2 separate regions of the Homo sapiens genome follow, and region 2 is linked to region 1. A link is a loop called in an ENCODE intact Hi-C map of the cell type or tissue named here. Cell type or tissue: breast epithelium. All regions are shown on one strand.

The links. Hi-C counts contacts between places; a loop is a spot of excess contacts. Peaks named below come from ENCODE experiments on the same cell type or tissue, not always from the same donor. Only the 100,000 strongest peaks of a DNase experiment are listed, where the experiment ranks them.
Region 2: it touches region 1 in a loop (13-fold over the local background); 12 of 110 quality-filtered maps call a loop at or near these places.

The regions. Positions count from the first base shown.
Region 1 is chr11:63,889,088-63,897,087 of GRCh38, reverse strand. MARK2 (microtubule affinity regulating kinase 2) reads right to left here. Exons shown (of 19, transcript NM_001039469.3): 2 at 1,750-1,929; 3 at 1,455-1,508. It also overlaps the pseudogene TRR-CCT9-1. Among named protein-coding and RNA genes, the nearest start is that of RCOR2, 24 kb to the left of the region's middle. In breast epithelium, no CTCF peak of the experiment used is centred here; no DNase peak of the experiment used is centred here; H3K4me3 peaks cover 588 bases; H3K27ac peaks cover 2,360 bases.
Region 2 is chr11:63,948,117-63,956,116 of GRCh38, reverse strand. It overlaps NAA40 (N-alpha-acetyltransferase 40, NatD catalytic subunit), which reads right to left. Exons shown (of 8, transcript NM_024771.4): 4 at 3,784-3,879; 5 at 3,552-3,710; 6 at 3,278-3,361; 7 at 2,068-2,145; 8 at 1-1,779. The coding sequence ends at 1,638. Among named protein-coding and RNA genes, the nearest start is that of NAA40, 13 kb to the right of the region's middle. In breast epithelium, no CTCF peak of the experiment used is centred here; a DNase peak (open chromatin) is centred at 3,826; H3K4me3 peaks cover 528 bases; H3K27ac peaks cover 1,501 bases.

The DNA of each region.
Region 1 (8,000 bases):
ATGTTCATTTTTCAGGGATCATTGCTGAGATCACATTTTTGGCCAGAATCAGACTGGCTTTAGTAACAAAGAGTCTCAAAAGGTTTTGAAAATGGCTCTATTTGTCTGGTGTTGGTGCCTTCCAGAGAGTCAGGAAGAATTAGGGAGAAAACCAAGAAGAATTAGGGAGAAAAACAAGGTCAGGAATAAGATGGCTTGGTGGACTGGCGATTATTACGATGGCAGGCTAGACTGCTCCCAAGGCCAAATGGCCTACCCCACGCTGACTTCTTCTGTGGGGCTGGAGCCAGGATGTCATAAGCAGCCCTTTTTCCCTTCCTCCTGGAAAGCTTCAAGCAGAGACACCCTGATGATGACAACAATGTTTCTACTGAACTGAAGAACCCTTGAAGGGATCCCAGGGGTAACAATAAATAGGAAACACCTTGGTTCTGGCTATTTGCATGTCCGGAGAACAACTCATCCACTCTAATTCCATGAGCATCGCCCTCAACAACAATCCTCAGCCCTTACTCCTAAGGTTCCCAGTATCACTATCTGACTCTGTTAGCACGAATCATGCCTTCTCCTAACTCAACTGCCACAATATGCTTATGGAGAAAATATCTGATTTGCCACAAGATGAACAGAACTAGGTTTTGTTCAGAAAATTTGAGCTGGAGCTCATTCTCTAAAAGGTAGCTGGCACAGAACCCACCGGCAGGTTCCCTGCTTCCTCTTATTCTTGTATTTCTAAAGCCACTCCCCTGTATCATTCCAGATCTTGAAGTAGCTGCACGTGTTTCTAGTAGTGGCTACAAACATGTGTTTTTGCATAGGGCTGGCCACAAGCCAGAAGATAACAAGATGCAGGAAGTAGGTCAGACAGGTAGGCCAAGTGGCTGGGAATGAACAGAAAGACTTCACAAGAGCCAGTGCCTATGGCCAGGAAGCCCACTCAGGAGGAGTCACCACAGATGATCCAACCAAAGCCCCGAAGGTAGCAGAGCCATGGGAGGGAATGGTTGGGGGACGGTGAGCGAAATGGCCAGAAAATTTAAACTAGGAATTCAAGAGAAGGTCTAAATGGGGTCAGTAGATCATTGACCCCAGAAGAGAGATTTAGAAAGGGACAGGTGGGCTGGGGGCAGTGGTTCACGCCTATAATCCTAGCACTTTGGGAGGCCGAGGCGAGCGGATCACTTGAGGTCAGGAGTTCGAGACCAGCCTGGCTACCATGGTGAAACCCCATCTCTACTAAAAATACAAAACTTAGCCAGGTGTGGTGGCGGGTGCCTATAATCCCAGCTACTCGGGAGGCTGAGGCGGGAGAATCGCTTGAAACCAAAAGGCGGAGGTTGCAGTGAGCCGAGATCACACCATTGCACTCCAGCCTGGGCGACAAGAGTGAGGCTCTGACTCAAAAAAAAAAAAAAAAAAAAAAAAAAAAGGGACAGGAGGTGCCATGTGCTTACTTTCTGGAGGCTGGAGGAGTTCAGTTGAGTCTTGTCAATGATCTTCACAGCTACCTGAGGATGAGACAAAAAGGCCCCAAATCACTTCTCTGACCAGCGAAACCCAGGATTCCAATCTACTTCCTCCTTTATATTTCTTACTCCTTTTCATCCCACAGCTTTTTGCACCCCTATATCTCAGATCTCATTTCTGCCGGATAAACAAGAGGTTGGCTGCAGTAGTAGTCCCATCACCACCTGCTGGAGTGTCAACAGGGCTGGGAGGTGCTGCCATGTCCCCAGTCCCAGTGCTCACCTCTTTCCCAGTCAGGATGTGTCGGGCCAACTTCACCTTGGCAAAATTACCCTTGCCAATGGTCTTGAGGAGCCGGTAGTTTCCAATGTGGGGCTGCTCATCAGCAGAGGTGGCTGAGTTGCGGCCCCGAATCATGTTGGACTTACTGCTGGGCTTGGAGTCAAGGTGTCCCAAGGTGGGCTGCGGGGTGGAAACAGAGATACCATTACATGCCACACTTCCAGTCCTCTAAACGCTCTCTGCAAAATATATAAGGGATGAGGGTGCAGGGGCAGATTCCAGGGGGCTGGTAGGCATGTGAAGAATGATATGGCAGCAGAAGAAAGGAGAGGGGGCTGAGGTGACAGCCAGTCTTCACTCCAGAGAAGCACATCATAAGGTCCAGTGCCCAGGTCCTGTGGGTGGCAAAGCTCAGGAGCAGAGCTGTCCCATCACTGGCTCCCTGAACCTCCATTGGCAACACAACAGCTCGTCTGGTTCAGGAGGGAGAGCCGGTACCCTGCCTCCCTCCATGCTGCCTGTGCACACTGCGAGAAGACTGCATCTCAAAGTCATGGTAGCTACATGGTCATAACTGCTTCAACGCCCTCATCGCCACCCAAAACTTACATGAACCTTTATTTTTTATTTATTTATTTTTTTGAGACAGAGCTTTACTCTTGTTGCCCAGGCTGGAGTGCAATGGTGCGATCTCAGCTCACCGCAACCTCCACCTCCCGGGTTCAAGCAATTCTCCCACCTCAGCCTCCCGAGTAGCTGGGATTACAGTCATGCGCCACCACGCCTGGCTAATTTTGTATTTTCAATAGAGATAGGGTTTCTCCATGTTGGTCAGGCTGGTCTCAAACTCCTGATCTCAGGTGATCCGCCCGCCTTGGCCTCCCAAAGTGCTGGAATTACAGGCGTGAGCCACTGCGCCCAGCCATAATAACTTTGTTGGGTAGAAACGTAGTAGCCCTTCCTGCATGGAAGGACTGCATGGCCGAAGTCGAACCCGAGTCTCCCGCGTAGGAGACGAAATTTCTGCCGCTGAACTACGAATGCCCCACTGAACCTTTGTTATTTATCACTTTACATTTATTTGCCATCTCCCCCAGTAAAAATGGAAGCACATGAAAGCAGGCATATATTCTTTATTCACTGATACATCCCAGCACTTAGAGAGACTGGCTTATGTTTGCTGCTCAATGAATACTTGTACAATGAAAGAACTGAACGATTAGGTCTGAGCAAGGCAGCAGTCTGCCCTGCTCTGCCACCCGGCTCAAATGAGGGGATGAGGAAGCAGAAGCTACAACTACCAGCACTGAAGAGGCATATAAACATAATACGGGTTGAATATCCTTTATCCAAAATGCTTAGGACCAGAAACGTGGCAGATTTTAAATTGTTTTGGATTTTGGAATATTTGCATATACATAATCAGATATCTCAGGGATGGGACCCAAGTCTAAACATTTATTTTTCATGTGTACATTATATACATGGCCTGAAGGTAATTTCATGACATTTTAAAATAATTTTGTGCATGAAATAAAGTGATTGAATTTTGCTTATAACCTGTCATATGGGGTTACGTGTAGAATTTTCCACTTGTGGCATCATGCTGGCACTCAAAAAGTTTAGATTTTGGAGCATTTTGGCTTTTGGATTACGGATGTTCAACCTGTACAAAAAGGGTATGGTCTAGACAAAAAACATACATCTATGTGAAGACGTGTACATTCCTCAAAGTGCTAAACACAGACTATATGAGCCAGCAATTCCGCTCCTCAGTATATACAAAAGAGAAATGAAAACAGAAATCCACAAAAAACCTGTAACCAAGGTTCACAGCACCATAATCCATAATAGTCAAAAAGTGGAAACAATTCAAATGCCCATCAGCTGGATGAACGGATAGACAAACGTAGCATATCCTTACCGGGGAATATTGGTTGGCAGTAAAAAAGAATATATGCTACAACACAGAAGAAACTTGGATAAACTTATGGTATCTCACTAAAACTGTTCAGAGTCTAGGCCAGGCAAGGTAGCTCATGCCTAAATCCCAGCACTTTAGGAGGCTGAGGCAGGAGGATCACTTGAGGCCAGGAGCTTGAGACGAGCCTGGGCAACATAGGGAGACTCTGTCTCTACAAAAAATTAAGAAATTAAGAAATCTTGGGAGGTTGAGGCAGGTGGATTGCTTGAGGTCAGGAGTTCGAGACCAGCCTGGCCAACATAGTAAAACCTTGTCTCTACTAAAAATACAAAAAATTAGCTGGGCATGGTGGATTACAGGTGCCTGTAATCCCAGCTACTAGGGAGGCTGAGGCAGGAGAATTGCTTGAACCCAGGAGGAGGAGGTTACAGTGAGCTGAGATCGCACCACTGCACTCCAGCCTGGGCAACAAGAGTGAAACTCCGTCTCAAAAAAAAAAAAAAAAAAAAATTAAGAAATCAACTGGGTGTGGTGGCATGCACCTATAGTCCCAGCTGCTCTGGAGGATGAGGCGGGAGGATCGCTTGAACCCAGGAGGAGTTCGAGGCTGCAGTGAGCCATGATCATGCCATTGTACTCCAGCCTGGGTGATAGAGCGAGACCCTGTCTCAAAAAAAAAAAAAAAAAATGCAGAGTCTGGTCTAACTCCTGATTAGCGCCCTGGTTTACATCTCACAAAGAACATCTGGAGCGATCGCTCCAGCATACTGCAACAAAGCATATGAGGCCAGAGCCTCATCCCAGAACCATCCAGAGCTGCCTTGGAAACTTCAAGGAAACAGTCTGGAGGGCAGCAGGGTGACCAGAGGAGTGTGAGTGAAAGTTCTTCCTTTCATGGCCCCTGCTGGCTGTACGTGAAGCACTCAAAAACCACAGAGAAAAAAAGAATGACTTGCTACTACCCAAGGAACTGTCCAGCATTCCTAGACAAGAAGCTTGCTAGCTCAACCAGATGCTTTTCAGGCAGAAACGACAGCAGCAAGTTAAGTACAGTATCCTGATTCTGACATTTCCCCTTCTTCACTGTGCCCACGTAGGGCCTTTGCATGGTAGCTGCAGGCTGTCTTTTGGTGAGCTGTTTGACCAGATCCCAGAAACACATGGGGTTGGACCTTGGAGGAGGAAGATCCCATGCATTTGGTAGATGTTTGAAGGGGGAGGCTCCTCACATCCCAGAAGAGGCCCTTTTAACTTCCTTCTCTCTTCCTCATCAACCTTTGCATCTCCATGAAGCCCCCCAGCTCTTATTGTCTGCTCATTCCAGCCCACAGAGCTCTCTGGTGCTCTGTTCTCCACGCACCCTGTAGCTCACCTAAGCCTGGTTGGTCCTCAAACAGTGTCTGCAAGACAAGTGGATTTTTAAATACCTGCTTTTTTCCCTTCCAAAGGAACTCTAGGGTTCACACCCCTTGGAGAGAAGGGCATTTCTAGGCCCTGCTGGCACCTGATTGGGCCAGCCTCCTGAAGGGTACCCTAGCCCTGTCCAGCAGGGTACTGAAAGCCTGGTCTCCTCAGGCTACCTTTTTCTCAGCCCCATCCTCCCTTTCAGTGCTGCTAGACTGCCTCCAACCCTACCCATCTGCCTAACGGGCAATGAACAGGAAAAAACCTTCCTTCTGCCCCAACTCCTACGAGAGGAAGATGGGTGGGAAAGTTTCCTTGGCAACCTCTAGTTCACCTTCTAAGTTTGTTGTCACTCCCTGTTTCTCCGAGGATATAAGCCCAAGGCAGCAGGAAGTGTGACGGTCTCTAAGTTCTCAAAATCCAGACCAGGGATTTAGCATCTACCTGCAGACTTGGGCCTTTTGCCAACTGAGACCAAATCTGGGCATCCCATGCCCATCCTGAGCTCTGCTCTGCCCATCCCTCTTGGTGAACCGAGGGGCTGGTCTGTGTGGCACAGCAGGTCAGCATTCCCTGCCTGGCCCTGCTGCACAAGTGGGCCTCAAGGAGCTTAACAACCACAAGCAAGATTGTACCATTCATTCTCTTCCTTTCTGGTTAAGACTGTAGATGTCGGAGATAAGCTGCCAGGTTTCAAATCCTAAATCTGTCACCTACTCAGCACATATTAACTTTATTATTATCATCAACATCATCAAGCCAGGCACAGTGGCTCATGCCTTTACAGGCAGCACTTAGGGAGGCAGAGGCAGGAGGATAGCTTGAGCCCAAGAGTTCAAGACCTGCTGTTCACAAAAAGGAAAAAAAAAAAAGAATATATTTAAAAAGGCAATACAGTGAGACCCCCATTCACAAAAAGGAAAACACACACACACACACAAACAAACACAAAAAGCCCCAAAATAAAACAAGTGTAACATCAACATTGTCAAGAAGGAGGTGAGACTATTACAAATGGGGAAGAGAACTACCCAAAAAACGACCAGTGGCCAATACTGCCAGACATCTGTGCCAGGGAGGATCCCGAGGAACTCTGCAGTCCAACAGAATCAGGTTCAAGCCCTGGCTCCCCCACGTACAAGCTTTAATTTCCTTATCTGTAAAGTGGCAATAAACATTCCCTACTTTACACAGGTAGATGAAAGAGCACATGTAAAATGCCTTATCCGATGTTCAATAAGAGCAATCATTATGTCCCCAAATACTACTGTCTGCCAATCCAGAAGTCTCACTGTCAAAACAACCTTCCAAATCGAAGTTGAGCCCGCTAAGCCAGCTACAGCTCAGCTGAAGGCTGACAAGAGATGCTACGGGCCTTTCCGCAGAAGGGGCCAGGTTGAGTGCCCGCTCTCCTCCAGACCTGGTGAAATGCCACACTCCCTCAACCTGTTGCTAGCCGACACCAGCACCTCTAGCCTTCAAAAGAGGGAAGGAGGAGAGTCAGGAACTCAAGACAGGGTGGCTGTGAAGGGCTGGTCCCACGCTGGGTATCCAGGACAGGGAAAGAGAGGAGGTTCTGCTTGTTCAGGAGCCAGAGAAGCAACAAGCACTGGTGCTTGCTCTTTGATCCCCTGCTCCAAAGTCACCAACCCCCTTTTCGGGACTGAACCATCCAACTCAGAGGACTCCAAGTGCTCAATCCTTCCCTTACTTACCCCTGCACCCCTTCTTCTATGCTGTAAGATGTTTCCCACAGCAGGGATGTGAGCCAGGGTAAGGAGGCAAGCCACTGGAAGGAAGCAGAGAAAAGAAAAAGGGAAAAGAGAGGAGAGAGTCTCCAACAGAAATGCTTCTTGGGCCAAGGCCCCAAGTGAGGCAACTTCCTCACCTAGCTTCTTCCCTGAAGGATAAAGAGGTAAGAGTATGCAGTGGCTAATATGGAGAGAGAGTTTCTCTTTTTTGGTTCTGGCTGCACCATTCAGCTTGGCCCTGGGTCTCACCAACAGGATGGCAGGCTGAGGATTAGCTGCCCTGCTGGGCCAACTCAATAGGACCTGGCAAAAGCCACGCTCTCCCCTCTACCACCATCCTCCCTGCTTATAGTAAGACGTGGCACACCAGGCACTCCCAAAGCTCTGGCCTATATCATACTCTAGACAGGCCCTAAAGGATGGAGGAGGTCTGTCAAGAGTAGACCCTATGGCTCTCAAGTAGCCTTTAGAAAGAATAAGGGGTCACCCTGCAAGGCAGTTATTTGGAACCAAAAGGCAAACCAAGTAGTTACTAAGCAGGCCTGATTCAGAAGTAGGGCTGAAACAGCTTTGGGGTCTGCTACTGAGAGGAAGAGAGAAGGCAGGACATGGAGGAGAAAATAAAAAGATAGTTTTGCATCCACTGGGCCTGTCAGGCCCCTTCCGCCTGGGATCTCAGACTCGGCCTAGGTGTGTTGTCAGGCTTGCCCGGAAGACAGCCTCCACCCCGAGAGGCCTGGCGCTGACTCAGGTAGGCAGGGCCCCTGCCCTAATGCTGGAGGCTCCTACCAACAGTTGTCCCATGGAGAAGCTCATGCTTTGGGGCTCTGCATTCAGGGCTGGCTTCAAGTGTCCTTTGGCTTCCCGAGGGCTGAGAAGGAGCCAAACCAGGAGGGGTGATATTCCCTGGCCAGAAGCAGAGTAAGCCAGGCACTATAGAGTTGGGGGAGAAAAGTGTCCCTTGGGCACCAGTCCTGGGCAATGGCCCCAGATCCTAGGCTCCCCCTCACTGTAGCACGGGAGCATCCTCTCTGAGGCCTCAGGCCTCTGCCTCCCACCAGCCCCTCCTCGCCCACTTGTCAAGCTGCTTGTTCTCAGGGGAGACCCTTCTGGTATGTGCCCCCTCTTCCTTTCCTAGTCAATGCCTCTTCCACATCTGGACACCCTTCCCA
Region 2 (8,000 bases), 59 kb before region 1:
AAGAGCAGCGCAAAGTGCTCAGCAGAGGGGCCAGGCTGGGTGAGGGAGGCCCTGTGTACACAGGCTCCTGCACAAGCAGGAATCCAGGTGAGAAGCAAGGACCACTCTGGGGAGATCTGCCAGGAGAGACTGCCAGAGTTGGGCAGAGGGTGGGATGTGAGCAGATGCTGAGGTCAGAGGGACCAACAGACCTCCACGAGAACAACTTCACGAAGGCTAGAACCTTTATGATACTCCCCACAGCAGAGCTCAGGGATATCCAAAGGGAGCTGTTAGGTGCTTTTTCCTTGATAAGGATTTGGCTTTTCTTCCCTGGAAGAGGAACAAGGCCTAGAGATCAGGATGAGCATTAGTTCTGAGCCTGCCTTTCTATCCTATGAGAGAAGAGGAAGGCTTTCTCCTTCCCCTGCTCCAGCCTGTTGCCACAGGGTGACACCAGAGAGAAAAGCAACTGTTGGCCACTGAGAGGCATTTCTGCTGCAGCCTGAGCTATGGCCCGGCTGGGCCACGGCAGTGGCACTAGTGCCTCACTGAGGCAGCGAGGGGCAAGCCTGAGGAGTGCAGGCAGAGGGGCCTGCTGCTGGCTGGGGGCTCTCTGAAGAGGGAGGGTGGCTGTGGGGAGGTGTGCCCTACCCTTAGAGAGCTATCAGCACCAAGATAGGAAAATCAATGGAGTTAACTACATGAGGAACGAGAAGTCCTTCTGGGGAAGATGAGGGGCTCCCTGATGTTATTCTCCCCTTGAGACTAAGAACAGAGGTATTTGGGGTAGAGGTGAGAGGCAGAGGAGAAAGAACGACGAGGGCTGGCAGACAAGAACAAGCAGAACCTCTGGCTTTCTTCTATGAATCAAAAGCTCAAGTCACTGCCATGAGACCAGGAGGTTAAGCTTAGAATGCAGCAACATCCAGGAGCCTAGAGAAGCAATCATCCCCATGGCGGGTCCCAAGAACACCTCATTGTTGGTCCTTTCAGGCTCTCTGACAGCGATGGAGAGGCAGTCTTCCTCCCAGAGTCAGCTGGTCCCAACATGAGCCCACTCCATGAATCCATAAAAACAGCTGGAAAGAGCTTTCTTCATTTCCCTGCATCTTGGCACAAAAGATCTTCCCAGTCTCCGTTAACAGCAATTCCAACTGCGCAAGCGTGAGTCTCTCTGAAGCCGCCCTCTACACCCAGATCTTACACCCAGTGTGTTCCTCTTTGGGGACCAGCAAACCCCAGACCCAGGACTCCAGAACTTTCATAAAGGTGGACATAAACATTCCATTTGTCCAAGTGTGTATGTGTCAGGGGAGGGGAGGTTGCCAGGAATCTAGGGGCTGCAGAGGTGCGAGAACCTCCACTGCAGGCCCCAGGAGCCAAATGAGGAGGCAGCCACTGTGGAGGATGAGCTTCACTGCCCGGCCCCACCTACTCTTCCCTCTCCCTTTCATTCCCTTCTAGCACTCTGGTCTCCTAGGAGAGGAGGAGCAGCTGATACCACTTCTCCCCAGGGTTCTGTGCTCTCAGGGCGCAGCCTGGCACGTGCAGGGCTGGGGAGGCCACAGCTCTGAGGACACCCGGTGAACAGTGAGACCAGGAAAGAGGAAAGGCCTTAGGAGAGAGCATTGTGACTTGAAAGTGGCTCTGAGAGTTCAGTGGCAGCAGCCACCACAGTGCCCACCCGCGTGGGAGTGATGGCTGTCCCCAAACTTGGTCCTCCGGCTCAGGATCTCATAGGAGCAATCCTCCCCACAGCAACCGGACATGCTGGGGGAAGAGTCATCAATTTCAAATCTGCAAGGCAGGCAGGAGAAAAGGGTTGGTGGCAGGCAGCTGAGTGCCTTCCTCCCTGGCCCGAGAACTCTTCTACCAGCCACACTGATGAGACCCTTAGGATGAGGGTGCAGGAGGTGGACAGTGGACCAAATCAGAGAGCACTGCCATACCATCTCCCTGAACCTGAACCCCCATGGACCACTGGACCATGAGCTCAGGCATCAGAATGAGTGAGGGCCAGGACCAGAAAAATGGCCCTGGGCAGGCCCACCTACCACCCAGAAGGGCCCACACCCAGCTCCTTACTGCAACGCTTCTCTGAAGAACTGGTAGGCACCATGATTGTGTTTAAATACTGTTAACATAACCTTCTTCATCTGTGTGCTGGAAGAAAGCAGAGCAAACGCCTTTTAGAAAGAGAAACATGGCCAGGCATGGTGGCATGCACCTGTAATCCCAGCACTTTGAGGGGCAAAGGTGGGAGGATCATTTGAGCCCAGGAGTTAGAGACCAGCCTGGAAAACATAGTGGGACCCCATTTCTACAAAACATTTAAAAATTTAAAAAAATCAGCCCAGTATAGTGGCATGTGCCTTTAGTCCCAGCTACTCCAGAGGCTGAGGCTAGAGGATCACTTGAGCCTGGGAGGTAGAGGCTGCAGTGAGATACGATCACACCACTGCACTCCAGCCTGGGTGACAGGGTGAGACCCTGTCTCAAAAAAGAAAAGACACAGAGACTAAGGTCATGCTTCCTTTCCTTTCTGCCTTTGTCTGTTACCTCCCTTTCACCCACACGAGTGTTCCTGAATTTGGCCTCTAGCCTCTGGAGGTCTTGGACCCCCACACAGCACTCACTGCTTCCCCCATCACAGGCTGATCAGACTGCACAGGCATCGGCCCTGACCAGACTGGCTTCTTCCAGAGCAAGGATGTTTCCCACTTCCTCTCTGTAGCACCATTACTTCGGTACAGAAGGTGGCAGAGATTAGAAACTCAAAAGATGCTCACTGGCCAGGTGTGGTGGCTCATGCCTGTAATCCCAGCACTTTGGGAGGCTGAGGTAGGTAGATCACCTGAGGTCAGGAGTTCGAGACCAGCCTTAACATGGAGAAACCCCGTCTCTACTAAAAATACAAAAATTAGCCAGGCATGGCAGTGCGCGCCTGTAATCCCAGCCACTTGGGAGGCTGAGCAGAAGAATTGCTTAAACCCGGTACGTGGAGGCTGCAGTGAGCCAAGATGGCACCATTGCACTCCAGCCCGGGCAACAAGAGTGAAACTCTGTCTCAAAAAAAAAAAAAAAAAAAAGATGTTCACTGCACTGAGCTAAACAAACAAAATCTGGAGTCATAATAAGGCAGGGAGCATCTTACTGAGAGGGTTCTAAGACACCTTTCTCCCAAAACATGCCTATGAGCCTCCTCCTCCAACAAGGCTCAAAGAATGGCAAGTGCCTCAGTGACAGCTCCTTCCAACTGAGTGCTATATGGGCCTCCTAAGAAGGGAGGCCTTACCTGTTGGCCATGAGCTGCAGGATCTGTATGAGGAACTTCCCCAGGCCTTTCCGCCGCACCTTGCTTTCCAACTGCACTTCATAGCTAGGTGAAGAAAGCAGAGAGGTGAGCGTGCAGGATGGGACATGAAGAGGCTGTAAGGTCTGGCAGAGGAGCTTGCAGTCCTTGGCAGCTCATAGACCTAGGTAGGTCCAGGGGCTTTGTCACCTGGCTGGAGTGCCTGGAACATCGCCAGGGTCTCTCTCCCCTACCTCCCCCAAGCCATGGCTCCTACCAGTACAGGACTTCATCCCCACACTCCACGTCAAACCGGAAGTGAGAAAAGGCAACAGGGACGGAGCTGTTTTCCCACGCGATGAGGTACCAGGCTCGGTCATCTGTCATTTCCTCCCGTTTCTCTCGGTCCTTCCAGCCCCACTCGCTCTGCTCATACCTGGGGAATTTGGGAGCAGTCAGACGGGAAAGCTGCGAGAGGAACTAGGCTCCCCTGGTTGGGACAAGCTTACATGGTTTGCATATTCGTTTTGGTCAGGTCGAAGGCCCAATCCACGGTGGCTGGCTCCAGTCCAGACACTCGCTTACATTCAATGGAGACATTCAACCTGAGAAGAGGACAGGACGTGTACGGAATTGGTTACAGCACTCCTGCCAGGGCACTGCTGTTCCTCCCTCAGAATCACAGGGAGGAAGGCCCAGTCTCAGTTACTGCACAGAGAAAAGCCAACCCTGTATCTGCCCCAGCATGACTAGAGAAGGTGCAGGAACAAAGTCTTTCAGGCTGAGATTAACAACTGTGGCCACACGGCCCACCCCCCAACCACAAGGCCCGTTTCCTGCCTCCCCAAGCTGTCCTAATCCGCCTCGGCACTTTGTAAACTTCTTGTCCCTCTCTGCTCTCTCTTTATTCTTTTTCTACCTTTTCTGTCTCTTCTGTACTTTGTTATAAACACTCATGTCTTCTGTTATTTAGTTCCTGCCCTTAGGCATTTTTCCTGTTGCTGTAATTTCTGAGCTGACTCCTCACTAGGCTCCCATGGGACCCCATTCCTCTTATCTACCAATTGCGCCTTCAAAACCACTGGGTGACCCTAGGTCCTTCGAGAAGACTACGGCTCAACACGCCCCACCCCGCCCCAGGAGTCCTGCCTGCCTCATCTGAGCAGGGGGGATACTCTCAGCTGATCAAACAGATTGAGGCAGGAATGGTGGCTCACACCTGTAATCCCAGCACTTTGGGATGCCAAGGCATATGGATCACCTGAGGTCAGGAGTTCGAGACTAGCCTGACCAACATGGTGAAATCCCGTCTGTACTAAAACTACAAAAAAATTAGCTGGGCATGGTGGTGGGTGCCTGTAATCCCAGCTACTCGGGAGGCTGAGGCAGGAGAATCGCTTGAACCTGGGAGGCGGAGGTTGCAGTGAGCCAAGATCGTGCCATTGCACTACAGCCTGGGCAGTGAGAGCGAAACTCTGTCTCCAAACAAACAAAAAAAAACCGGGTGAAGCAGGCTTCAGCCCAACACTGTTTTTCTAAACCCACAAATGCCTAAGTGTTAAGGTATCTGTTTCTAAATGAAATTTAAGTAAAAAACAGTTAAACTCCTTGACTGATCTGTGAAATCACATTCCCTAGAGAGCACTACATTCTGAAAGGACTAGAGTCAGCAAACTCTAAGCCTTTAAAGAGCTCCCGTATCAATACCTTTCAGTGACCTTTGACACAACCCCCAGAGGATGTACGCACTGGAATCCCATCACCTCTACTGACTGGCACACCACACTCAGCCTTATGAATTCAGAACTCCCTGCCCCTGAAGCATCTTCCTTTCTTTATCACCCACTTAGCCATCACAGCTGCCCAAACACAGCACTGCACCTATCTTAACTATAAAATGTCCAAAGCCCACCTGCAGGTACGAATTCTCCATTAAAGTACATGAAAGTAAGATCACAACCACAGGAACCACACAAAATTCAAGGCACCAGAGGAGCCCAGACTTGGCTGGCAATGCCTGTTTTGGAGCTATTCCACATTTCTGGAAGTCAATGGGAATACGGAATATGAAAACACTATGAGGCCGGGCACAGTGGCTCACGCCTGTAATCCCAGCACTTTGGGAGGCCGAGGCGGGCGGATCATGAGGTCAGGAGTTCGAGACTAGCCTGGCCAACATAGTGAAACCCCATCTTTAATAAAAATACAAAAAATTAGCCGGGCGTGGTGGGGGGTGCCTGTAATCCCAGCTACTCCGGCGGCTGAGGCAGGAGAATTGCTTGTACCAGGGAGGCAGAGGTTGCAGTGAGCCAAGATCATGCCATTGTACTCCAGCCTGGGCGAGACTCTGTCTCAAAAACAAAAACGAAAACACTATGAGATATCACAATATGGGATATCTAAAGTATGTCAAAAGACTTTCCAGGCCGGGCGCAGTGGCTCACGCCTACAATCTCAGCACTTCGGGAGGTTGAGGCAGGTGGATCACCTGAGGTCAGGAGTTCGGGACCAGCCTGGCCAACATGGCGAAACTCCGTCTTTACTAAAAATACAAAAATTAGCAGGGCGTGATGTCATGTACTTGCAGTCCCAGCTACTCAGGAGGTAGAGGCAGGAGAATCACTTGAACCCAGGAGGCAGAGGCTGCAGTGAGCCGAGATCGTGCCACTGCACTCCAGCCTAGGCACAGAGCGAGACTCTGTCTCAAAAAAAAAAAAAAACAAAAAAAACCTCATACCAGCTGCTACTTACTGAGCTGCATATATTCTCTTTCTTCCTTAAAAAAAACCTTCCAAGTTTGGCTGGGCACGGTGGCTCACACCTGTAATCCCAGCACTTTGGGAGGCCGAGGCGGGCGGATCACAAGGTCAGGAGATCGAGACCATCCTGGCTAACACGGTGAAACCCCATCTCTACTAAAAATACAAAAAATTAGCCGGGCGTGGTGGCGGGTGCCTGTAGTCCCAGCTACTCGGGAGGCTGAGGCAGGATAATGGCGTGAATCCGGGAGGCTGAGCTTGCAGTGAGCCGAGATGGCGCCACTGCACTCCAGCCTGGGTGACAGAGCAAGACACCATCTCAAAAAAAAAAAAAAAAAAACAGCTTGCAAGTTTGGCATCATCATCCTATTTGACAGGTAAGAAAATGAGGCTTGAGGAATATGAGTGACTTCTCCAAGTAGAGTTATTAAGAAGCCCAGCTACAATTCAATCCCCCAGAGCCCCAGTTTATCCCCAAGCCAAGATGTTACATTCTGGAAGCACAACTCATCAACAGCATCTCAGGTAAGGCAGATTATACTTCCTATTTTAGAAACCAAAACGAGAAAAAAACGTGAGGGGGCCTTCACTCCAGAGCCTATAGTTAACTGGATCAGTAATAGTAACAGCAAACAGGGTGAGGGTTGAAAATTTACCTATTGGGTACGATGATTACTATTTGGGTGATGGGTACACTAGATGCCCAACCCCACCACTACACAGCTGCACATGTACCCCGCGAATCTAAAATAAAATTTTAAAATAAAATAACAGCAAACACTTATCTAGCTTTTATTATGCTGCAGGAACTAACACTTTACATCTTATCCTCCTGACAAGTCCATGAGAAAGGTACTATTATTAGAACCATTTTTGGTTTTTGGGTTTTTGTTTTGTTTTGAGACAGGATCTTGCTGTCACCCAGGCTAGAGTGCAATGCTGCTACCATGGCTCACTGCAGCCTGCATCTCCCAGGCTCAAGCAATTCTCCCACATCAGCCTTCTCAGTAGCTGGGAATACAGGCATGTGCCACCATGCCCAGCTAATTAAAAAAATTTTTTTTTTGTAGAGACAGGGTCTTCCTATGTCGCCAGGACTGGTCTTGGACTCCTGGGCACAAACGATCCTTCCAACCTCAGCCTCCCAAAGTGCTGGGATTACAGGTATGAGCCACCACACCTGGCCCAGGCCCATTTTTAAATAGAAAATTGAGGAACAGAAAGGTTAAGTAATTTGTTCAGGGTCAGCTGGGCACAGCACTTTAGGAGGCCGAGGTGGGAGGATCACTTGAGGACAGCAGTTTGAGACCAGCCCGGGCAACATAGGCAAGACCCCTTCTCTACCAAAAAATATATACATTTTTTTGAGATGGAGTCTTGCTCTGTTGCCCAGGCTGGAGTGCAATGGCGCAATCTTGGCTCACTGCAAGCTCCGCCTCCCGGGTTCACGCCATTCTCCTGCCTCAGCCTCCCGAGTAGCTGAGACTACAGGTGCCCGCCACCATGCCTGGCTAATTTTTTATATTTTTAGTAGAGACGGGGTTTTACCGTGTTAGCCAGGATGGTCTCGATCTCCTGACCTCGTGATCCGCCCACCTCGGCCTCCCAAAGTGCTGAGATTACAGGCGTGAGCCACCACGCCCAGCAAATATTTTTCTTTTTAAAGAAGAAAAGTAATTTGTTCAGGGCCAAATAGCCAGGAATTGGCTTTTAACAATTATACTGTATACTCAGGGAAAGAGCACTAGATTGGAAATTAAAAGCCCCTCAGCTGTCAGGGGAAACTCCATAAACTCAGAAAGCTCATTTGACTCTCTGGGCCTCAGTTTCCCATGCATTAAATGTGAGTGTCAGCCTAGATAATTTTCCAAGTTTGTTTCAGCTCAATGATTCTTTGCAGAGAGAATAATCAGTCCTGAAGAGACATCAGGCCAGGCGCGGTGGCTCACACCTGTAATCCCAGCACT